Linked DNA regions of Mus musculus: region 1 is linked to region 2. Evidence: chromatin contacts called from ENCODE Hi-C or POLR2A ChIA-PET data. All regions are on one chromosome and are shown on one strand. Each heading gives the region's core, a stretch centred on a gene start or an enhancer-like site at or near the end of the contact. The rest is flanking DNA. Distances are from core to core; before and after follow the strand shown. Region 1 holds the start of Nup93 (nucleoporin 93). Region 2 holds the start of Mt1 (metallothionein 1).

The links. Hi-C counts contacts between places; a loop is a spot of excess contacts on that map. ChIA-PET counts read pairs that join two places held with the same protein, here RNA polymerase II (POLR2A).
Region 1: POLR2A ChIA-PET joins it to region 2 with 54 read pairs in embryonic stem cell. The contact joins the promoter of Nup93 here to the promoter of Mt1 in region 2. A Hi-C loop is called at or near these places in 11 of 37 maps with a recorded cell type or tissue (CH12.LX, Patski, T-helper 1 cell and 6 more). POLR2A ChIA-PET finds 5 or more read pairs at or near these places in 4 of 5 experiments (Patski and embryonic stem cell).

What each region holds. Positions count from the first base shown.
Region 1 is chr8:94,213,117-94,217,122 of GRCm38, reverse strand. Nup93 (nucleoporin 93) reads right to left here and starts at 2,559. Exons shown (of 22, transcript NM_001357266.1): 1 at 2,492-2,559.
Region 2 is chr8:94,177,226-94,181,633 of GRCm38, reverse strand. It overlaps Mt1 (metallothionein 1), which reads right to left and starts at 2,545. Exons shown (of 3, transcript NM_013602.3): 1 at 2,296-2,545; 2 at 1,746-1,811; 3 at 1,307-1,532. The coding sequence starts at 2,323. The coding sequence ends at 1,441.

The DNA of each region.
Region 1 (4,006 bases), core at 1,310-3,809, 35 kb before region 2:
ACACACACATCCAAGCACATGTGGGCATGCATCTCACCCCCACACACACACACATCCAAACACATATGGGCAGCATCTCACCCCCCCACACACACACATCCAAACATATATGGGCATGCATCTCACCACACACACACACAGACACACACACACACACACACACACACACACACACGTATACATCAAACATAAAGCTACAAAACATTTCAAGCTTTAGGTTGTTTGAAACAAAGGGGAGATAGCTATAAGTGGCCATACTATAAGAGAGAAAAAAAAAAGACTGTTGCATCTCTAAATTCCATCCAATTCTTTCTCCAAACCAATTATTTCTAGTTGTCTATCTGATAGCTACTCCTGACTGATCTATGGATGCCAGCAACAATTCTAGTTCCTCACCTTGGGTCCCCACAACAGTCAATTTAGCCAGAAACCATCTGGCTCCCCTCTCCCCTGAGACTAGCCTATAACCAAGTTTACTTCTCAAAGCTCATGACAAGTCATGCCCTCACCGTTCCCCTCTGCTCTGACCTTCATGCCTTCCTCCCGATTACCTCAACAGTCTAAAACTTCCCATTTCTTCTAACACACTCTCCCTGTGGCCAAAGTGGCCATTCCAAAATATCTCCCACTTTAGACCAGTTGGGGCACCTCAACCTCAGTTTGTGACATGGTTGCATGAGGTGCTCTGTAAAACAGACAGCGCCATGCACCACCTTCAACTCTTCCCTCCTTCTTCAGTTGTACCCTGACACATCTCTGCTCCTCAGGAAGCCTGGCAGTTTCTTCCCTTCCCGCTCCTGTACCTGTCAAGCACACAAGCATCCCCACCACAGACAGAGAAGGCCCTCCCTACTTATTCTGAACCTTCTAGGCATTCTTCCCTAGCGGAGCAATTGTGACCACTTCTCAAACATCTCTTCCCGTAGAGGAAGGTTCACAGATATTTAACTCTGAATCCTGAGCATTGACCTAAGCCTGGCACATAATAGAACTAAAAACATGTTTGCTAATTAAAATGACTAGTGACCATAACAGAGTTGGGACCTCCTCCTGATCTTTACTCTGACACACACACAAACACCTCAAAATGCATCTACCTTATAGGCTCAGGGGTAAGAGAGATGGCTCAGCAGTTAAGAAAATCTACAGCTCTGTAGAGGACGCCAGCCCAGGTCCCAGCACCCACATCAGTGATTTACAGCTGTCTGTAACTCTAGCTCCAAGGAATCAGACACTCTCTTCTGGCCTCCACAGAAATATCCACATACATAAAAGACACACAAGAACACACAAATGAGAGGAAGAGAGGAGGGAGGGAGGGAGGGAGGGAGGGAGGGAGGGAGAAGAACCCAAGTTCACCACAGCTCCAACAGTTCAAGTCTCATGGTTTTAATATTTATGTTTATTGCTTATGTGTGTGATGTCTTCCCAAGAAAGAAGCCTGTCTCATTCACCACAAGCCTATAATATCAGTAACATTCATTTATTTGATATTTATTGAGCACCTACTTTATTGTGTACCAAACTTAAGTACTAGGTAGGCACTCATGTTCTACAGGGGTCGGGGAAGGACAAACAATACATAGGACAAATAAAACCTAAATGCTTAGGGGAAAAAAAAAAAGCAGTGAAGACAAGAAGAGTGAGGAAAGGCTTAGATTCTAATGGCCCTAGTGAAGACTCCAAGAAAGAGAGCAGACAAAACAGACATCCAACCACAAGAACAAAGCCCTTAAGTCAAAGCATGTCCTGCGGTGGTGTTGGGGGTGGGGAGAGAATGTGGGGTGTAACAGACATTGAAAGTATGGGTCACGTTATTTAAAAGCCTTACAGCTCACTACAGGGAGCTTATATTACTATTGTTGTTGTTATTTCTATGATTAGTATTACTGTTATTATTACTAAAGCGCTGACCTTTGCTTGTACTGAAAGTCATCTAGGGGGGTAGGGGTGGGGCAGGGTCTAATGTAGATCAGGCTGGCTTCAACTCGCTTTGAAAGCGACACCATGCCGCCCATGCTGTGATTTTCTTTCAGAAGGGACCCAATATACTTGGGCATCCCTTACAGAAGACAGGATACAGGGTACCCAGAAACAGGTGAGACAACCGAAGCGGCAATCATTAGCATCCTGTCGGATTCTCCGTAAAAGGAGATTAAAGTTGACAGGGGTTCGCTGGCCGCCCCTTCACCCGGAAGAGCCATTCTCTAGAAGAACGGCCCCCACGCCCCAAAGAGGGCAGTCAGGCCGGGTGACGCCTGGCAGCCGTGGGTGGGCGTGGCGACAGAGCACCAGTGGGGAGGACCACGCTCGGAAGAGCCTAGTCACAGCACTCGGCGAGCAGTCGCCGGCCGGCATGCCCAGCTACAGCAAGAGAGGAAGCACGAGCCTCTTCGAACTAGGCTCGGTGTTCTGCTTCAAGGCCAGGCCCCGAACTCGGGCCCAGGGTCGGCTCGGGGCCGCGTGGGCGCCCACACCTCACACACCTTACCTGCCTCCGTCGCCGCCCGCTGCCGGCTTCTTCACTACGCCGCCGCCGCCGCTTCTCGCGCCGCTCGCCCGCGCCTCCTGATTGGCTGAGGCAGTAAGCTCCCAGAAGCCCCTGCGCGTTGCGCCGCCAAATGAACTTTATGGAGACCCGCAAGAGGACACAGGCGTGGGGGCGGGGCGGGGCCGGAGGCGGGGCTGTCGCTACAAGTAAGTCAAGGAGCTCCGCCCTGCTCCCGCCCACGTGGTTGGAGTTGACAGTCCTAGAGGAAGCATTTCCGCAGTTCCCAATGCTGGGCAGACCCAGAGAGCTCGGCCACTCGGTGTAGAGCTTCAGTCAAGTGCCTGGGCCTGTTCTAGGTGCAGGGAACACGGTGACTTCCACAGCAGACAAGATCCCTGACCTCAAGCAGTTCTCAGCTTGGCCAGGGAAACAAAATATAGTGAATAAATGCAGCAGTAATTAGGAGAGCTAAGAACGGAAAAGCAAACTAATTGAAGAAAAATGGTCGGATGGCCAGGAAAGGTGTCATTCCAACTGAAAGGTGAAAGATAAAAACATGTTTTGGAGTTTCTCAAGGGAAAAGGCTGTCTTTTGGCAGCCTGAACAAGCAAGCTAGGCTGGCCACCTGCCCCGTTGGCCAATTACAGAAAAAAGCAGTGGTGATACCCAAAGAAAAGAGATTACTTCAGTGTGGCCGCGTTGGGAACAAAGTGTGTCACTGGGATATACAAGAACCCTTCAGGAGGTTCTTAGTCTAGTGGGTAAAAGAAATTTGAAAACAGGCGCTGAATGAAAACAATTTTGTTGGGAGTTTGAGAGAAAAATAACAGGACAGGCAAGCTGCAGGTCTCAGCAGCTGCTGAGAGGAGAGACCTGGATAGGAGGAGGTTTTGACAAATGTAAAAGAGTGTGGGGCTAACTGTAAGCACTCGTGTGTGAGTGTGTGTGTGTGTGTGTGTGTGTGTGTGTGTGTGTGTGTGTGTGTGTCCTGGTGCTCAAGGAGGCCAAAAGAGGTCATCAGATCTCCGGAGTAAGATTACAGGTGGTTGTGAGGCGGCATGGGTACTAGGAACCAAACCCAAAGTCCTTTGCAAGAGCAGTATGCTGAGCCATTGCTTTAGCTCCCGTAATAGCCTGTAATCGTTAAAGAGGCACTTTTTGGATTGCACAGTCTCGAACATGTCTAATCTTTCAATGAAGGTCACCGTCCTGACCTAATGAGGACCATGTGAACACAGGCCTAGGCAAGGTTGTCACCATTAATAATTCTAGTTTGGTAGATGCCTGTTTGATAAAGTGTTCTAGTCAGCTTTGCCTTATATGCTTATAAAACATAAATACAATTAACATACAAAGATGCCCACAATGATTAGCATTATAGCTGCACAGAACTTCTTTCTGCCTGCATGTGTATGTTTGTGGTATATATTTGTGTATGTGCAGAAGTATGTGGGCAGCTATGTGCACATGTGCTTGGAGGTCAAAGGTTGCTGTTGGGTGGCTTCCTCTAGTCAC
Region 2 (4,408 bases), core at 1,296-3,795:
ACCTGGGGCTGGTGAGATGGCTCAGTGGGTAAGAGCACCCGACTGCTCTTCCGAAGGTCAGGAGTTCAAATCCCAGCAACCACATGGTGGCTCACAACCATCCGTAACAAGATCTGACTCCCTCTTCTGGAGTGTCTGAAGACAGCTACAGTGTACTTACATATAATAAATAAATAAATCTTTAAAAAAAAAAAAAAAACTTAATACCTAGCCTTGAATTCCTGGCCTTCCTGCTGCTACATCTCAAATATCTTGATTACAGGCAGGACCCACGCTCTTTATCACTTTTTTTTCCATCTTTTTTTTTTTGGATATTTTCTTCGTTTATATTTCAAATGCTATCCCAAAAGTCCCCTATACCCCACCCCTACCCCCACCCCGCTCCCCTACCCACTCACTCCCACTTCTTGGCCCTGGCTTTCCCCTGAACTGGGGCATATAGTTTGCTAGACCAAGGGTCCTCTCTTCCCAGTGATGGCCAACTAGGCCATCTTCTGCTACATACGAAGCTAGATACACGAGTTCAGGGGGTACTGGTTAGTTCAGATTGCTGTTCCACCTATAGGGTTGCAGATCCCTTTAGCTCCTTGGGTACTTTCTCTAGCTCCTCCATTGGGGGCCCTGTGTTCCATCCAATAGCTGACTGTGAGCATCCACTTCTGTGTTTGCTGGGCACTGGCAAAGCCTCACAGGAGACAGCTTTATCAGGGTCCTTTCAGCAAAATCTTGATGGCATATGCAATAGTGTCTGCATTTGGTGGCTGAATAGGAGATGGCCTGGTGACACAGTCACTCCTGTAATCCCAGGTACTTGGGAAGCTGAGGCAGGAGAATCAAAAACTCAAGGTCAGACTGGACTGCAGAATGAGTTCTAGGACAAGGTAAGCAACTTGTGTCAAAACAGCCAAGAAAGCCCCTCTGGAATCTAGTTCAGTGTTAGTCCCTGCCTAGCATACGAGACACCCTATGTTAATTTTCATACCCACCTCCTTATACCCAACAATGTGAGAGGAAACCAGAATCCAAAGAGAATATAAATGATAAGATTTTCTGTGCTTCCAGGATGGGACATCAAGTCTTCCAGGACCACCCTCCCTCCCTCCCTTCCCCTAACACAAGACCTGACCAGGCACACAGCTGTTTTCCATGAGGAAGCTTATGGGATAGCTTGGCTTTACCCAAAGACATTACCCCTCTGTGAGGGCCAGAGGCGGGAGGTAAAGGCACGAGGGGGTCCAAAACCAGATCCCCAGACTATCAAGTCACCCCAGTTTCTTATTGCCAAACCACACCAAGAAAACCAGAGTTAGACTCAAACAGGCTTTTATTATTCACGTACTCGGTAGAAAACGGGGGTTTAGTAAACAGGGTGGAACTGTATAGGAAGACGCTGGGTTGGTCCGATACTATTTACACGTGGTGGCAGCGCTGTTCGTCACATCAGGCACAGCACGTGCACTTGTCCGCGGCGCCTTTGCAGACACAGCCCTGGGCACATTTGGAGCAGCCCACGGGACAGCAGGAGCAGCAGCCTAGAAAGGAGGAGGAAGAGGTCAGCCTGGCTGAAGACCTCTGCTTCCTGTCCCCAACAGAGAAGACCTCGGTTTTTTTAAATAGTTCTCTGTATAGTTCTGTCCCCGAGACAATACAATGGCCTCCGGGAAGCAAAGGACATTTCTCAGAGCCAGTTTTGTAGGAGTTCCCCGCCCCTAGCCTTAGCCGCCACCCAAGGTGTCCCAACTCACTCTTCTTGCAGGAGGTGCACTTGCAGTTCTTGCAGGCGCAGGAGCTGGTGCAAGTGCAGGAGCCGCCTGGGGAGGAGAAAGAAGACAGCATGAGGGAGGCAGCATTACAGCAGTGGCCAACACCACGAGTCCCGGCTCAGTTCACTAAGTCCTCCTCGGAGCTGCAGGGAGCCTAGCCCCACTTTTCTCCTCACAGGTTAAGTCAGGGATTATGTCTTTGAGTCCCAAGACATAAAGGTCCTTCACCTCTTTCTTAATTCAAGCAATTCACAGTAAGTTTAGTAATGCCTGGGACTCAACCCAGATGTCCCCACTAACTGGGTGATCAGGAACCGGACATTTGCGCGTCTAAATCCTAGCCCCAACCCCGCCAAAGGACCCGTTCGACAATACTCGTAACTAATGAAGGCTTTTGCAAGAGCGGATTCTAGAAAGAACCGGAATGAATCGCCAACTAAAGGTGCCTATTCCCGCCAAGCCTCTACAACTCGGGGATTCCGCTCTGCGGTCCCAACTTGGTATTCTAAAGACCAAGGATCGGGAGTCTTACCGGTGGAGCAGGAGCAGTTGGGGTCCATTCCGAGATCTGGTGAAGCTGGAGCTACGGAGTAAGTGAGGAGAAGGTACTCAGGACGTTGAAGTCGTGGTGACGCTTAGAGGACAGCCTGCCCTCTTTATAGTCGTTGGACGAGTCCGGGCGCAAAGGGTTTGCACCCAGCAGGCGGTTGCTCCAGCCCACGCATAGTCACGCGCCCCGCGTCCTTGGCAGAGCCGAGCGCACTTTTCGGGCGGAGTGCAGAGCTCCCTGGAGCGCCAGTGTGCACAGCGGGACCGCCCCTTTGGCACGACTGGCTCGGATAGGACGACCCATGTGACGTGTGGAACATCATGTCCCTATAGTGCTTTCCCCGATATTACGGCCTATCGCTGCTCTGGAGTTTACGAGAACTCACCCCGGAAAGCCAGCTATCTCCGTAAACCCATTCGCAGCGTGGTAACCTCAGCTTCTCCTTTCCTGGAGTTCCTGAGCAGCGACCAGCTCCGCCCAGGTCTCTCTCTGGATCGAAGCTAGGAGAAGAGGAGACAGTTTTATAAAGACTAGCCTTGATTATTTTAGCCAACAGAACTCATCTCAACATTATTCTCTACTCCTGAGGGGGCTCATCTAAGAATGTCCAGGGCTGAGGGGTCACTCACCTTAACCCATCTGCTCTACTCCAGGCTGGTTTTAAAAACCAAGGTACCCTCCCTCCAGAGAGATCATTTTAGGTGGGGACTGCATTAGATAAAAAAAATAAAGTCAGCTATTTCTTTCTTTCTTTTTTTTTTAATGCTTCTGATTTTGAGTAACATTAGAGTCTGCTGTCAGGCAGGCCTTGTGTCCTGGGCAAGAGAACAGCTACACTGTTGGCTCATGCATACCATCACTTCTGAGCTATACGACTTTGGGCAGGTTTTTGCTTAACTGTGGTAGAACCACCACCAGCAATATGTCTATTATGCCAGAACCAGGAGTTAAACCAATTTCTCATTTAATACCTATAGAGAGATGCAAATTCTATTTACACACAAGGACAGAGGATTCAGAGGTTCAGTGACTTGCCCAGGCCATATATCCAGTCAGTAGTACAACGGCTGTGAACCAGCACTGCCTGGCACTAACGCTCCTGTATTTGTCCCACGTTCTCTTGCTGTGATTCTGTACAAAGTTCATCTGTAGGCAGAGAAGGCACCAGGTGCTGGGCTATGACACTCCCCCCCCCCACACACACACTTCCCCCTCCTCTTCCCCCTCTCCCTCTTCCTCCTCTTCTTCCTCCTCTTCTCCGTTCTTCTCCCCTTCTTTCTCCTCTCTTCTTCCTTTTTCTCCTCCTCCCCCCTCCTCCTCTTCCTCCTCCTTCATGGTGGTTTAGATACAAGTGTCTTTCTATTATCAACCCACTGGTTTGGTAGTATAATATTACCCAGGGCGTTTCTCCTTCCTCCGGATATTTCCTCTTGGAGGAGACAACACAGCAATACCCTCTGCGTGGGAAGATCCAAAAAAAAACCTTCATTTGGAACTGAGTCTTTATCTATACAGTTAAATTCTTGCCTTAGGGTAGCTCTTTAATCTCAGCTCTTAGAAGTCAGAGGCAGATGATCTCTGCAAAATTCAAGGCCAGCCAGGGCCACACAAATGAGATCCTATTTCAAAAGTTAATAAGGAAGTGATTAAAGATTAAAAAAAAAAAAAAAAAACAAGCCGGGTGTTGGTGGCGCACGCCTTTGATCCCAGCACTCAGGAGGCAGAGGCAGGCGGATTTCTGAGTTCGAGGCCAGCCTGGTCAACAAAGTGAGTTCCAGGACAGCTAGGGCTATATAGAGAAACCCTGTCTCGAAAAACCAAAAACCAAAACCAAACAAACAAACAAAAAAACCAGAATTCTTGCTTGACTAATGTTGGTCAGTTCTCTCCAGATCTCATGAATTTACTGGTTTTAAGTAGCTAAGGACTGGGCTTGGAAAGAGCAGAGGATTTCAGCCTGGGCTAGAGACAAATTCCAAGCACTCAAGGGCAACTCCTAAGCAGAGATCTCACGTCAGAGACATCAGTGATTCTGCAAAGGCAGGGACTGCTGGCTCCTAGGGTACAAGTCAGGCTGAGGTGTGCTCTGGCACAA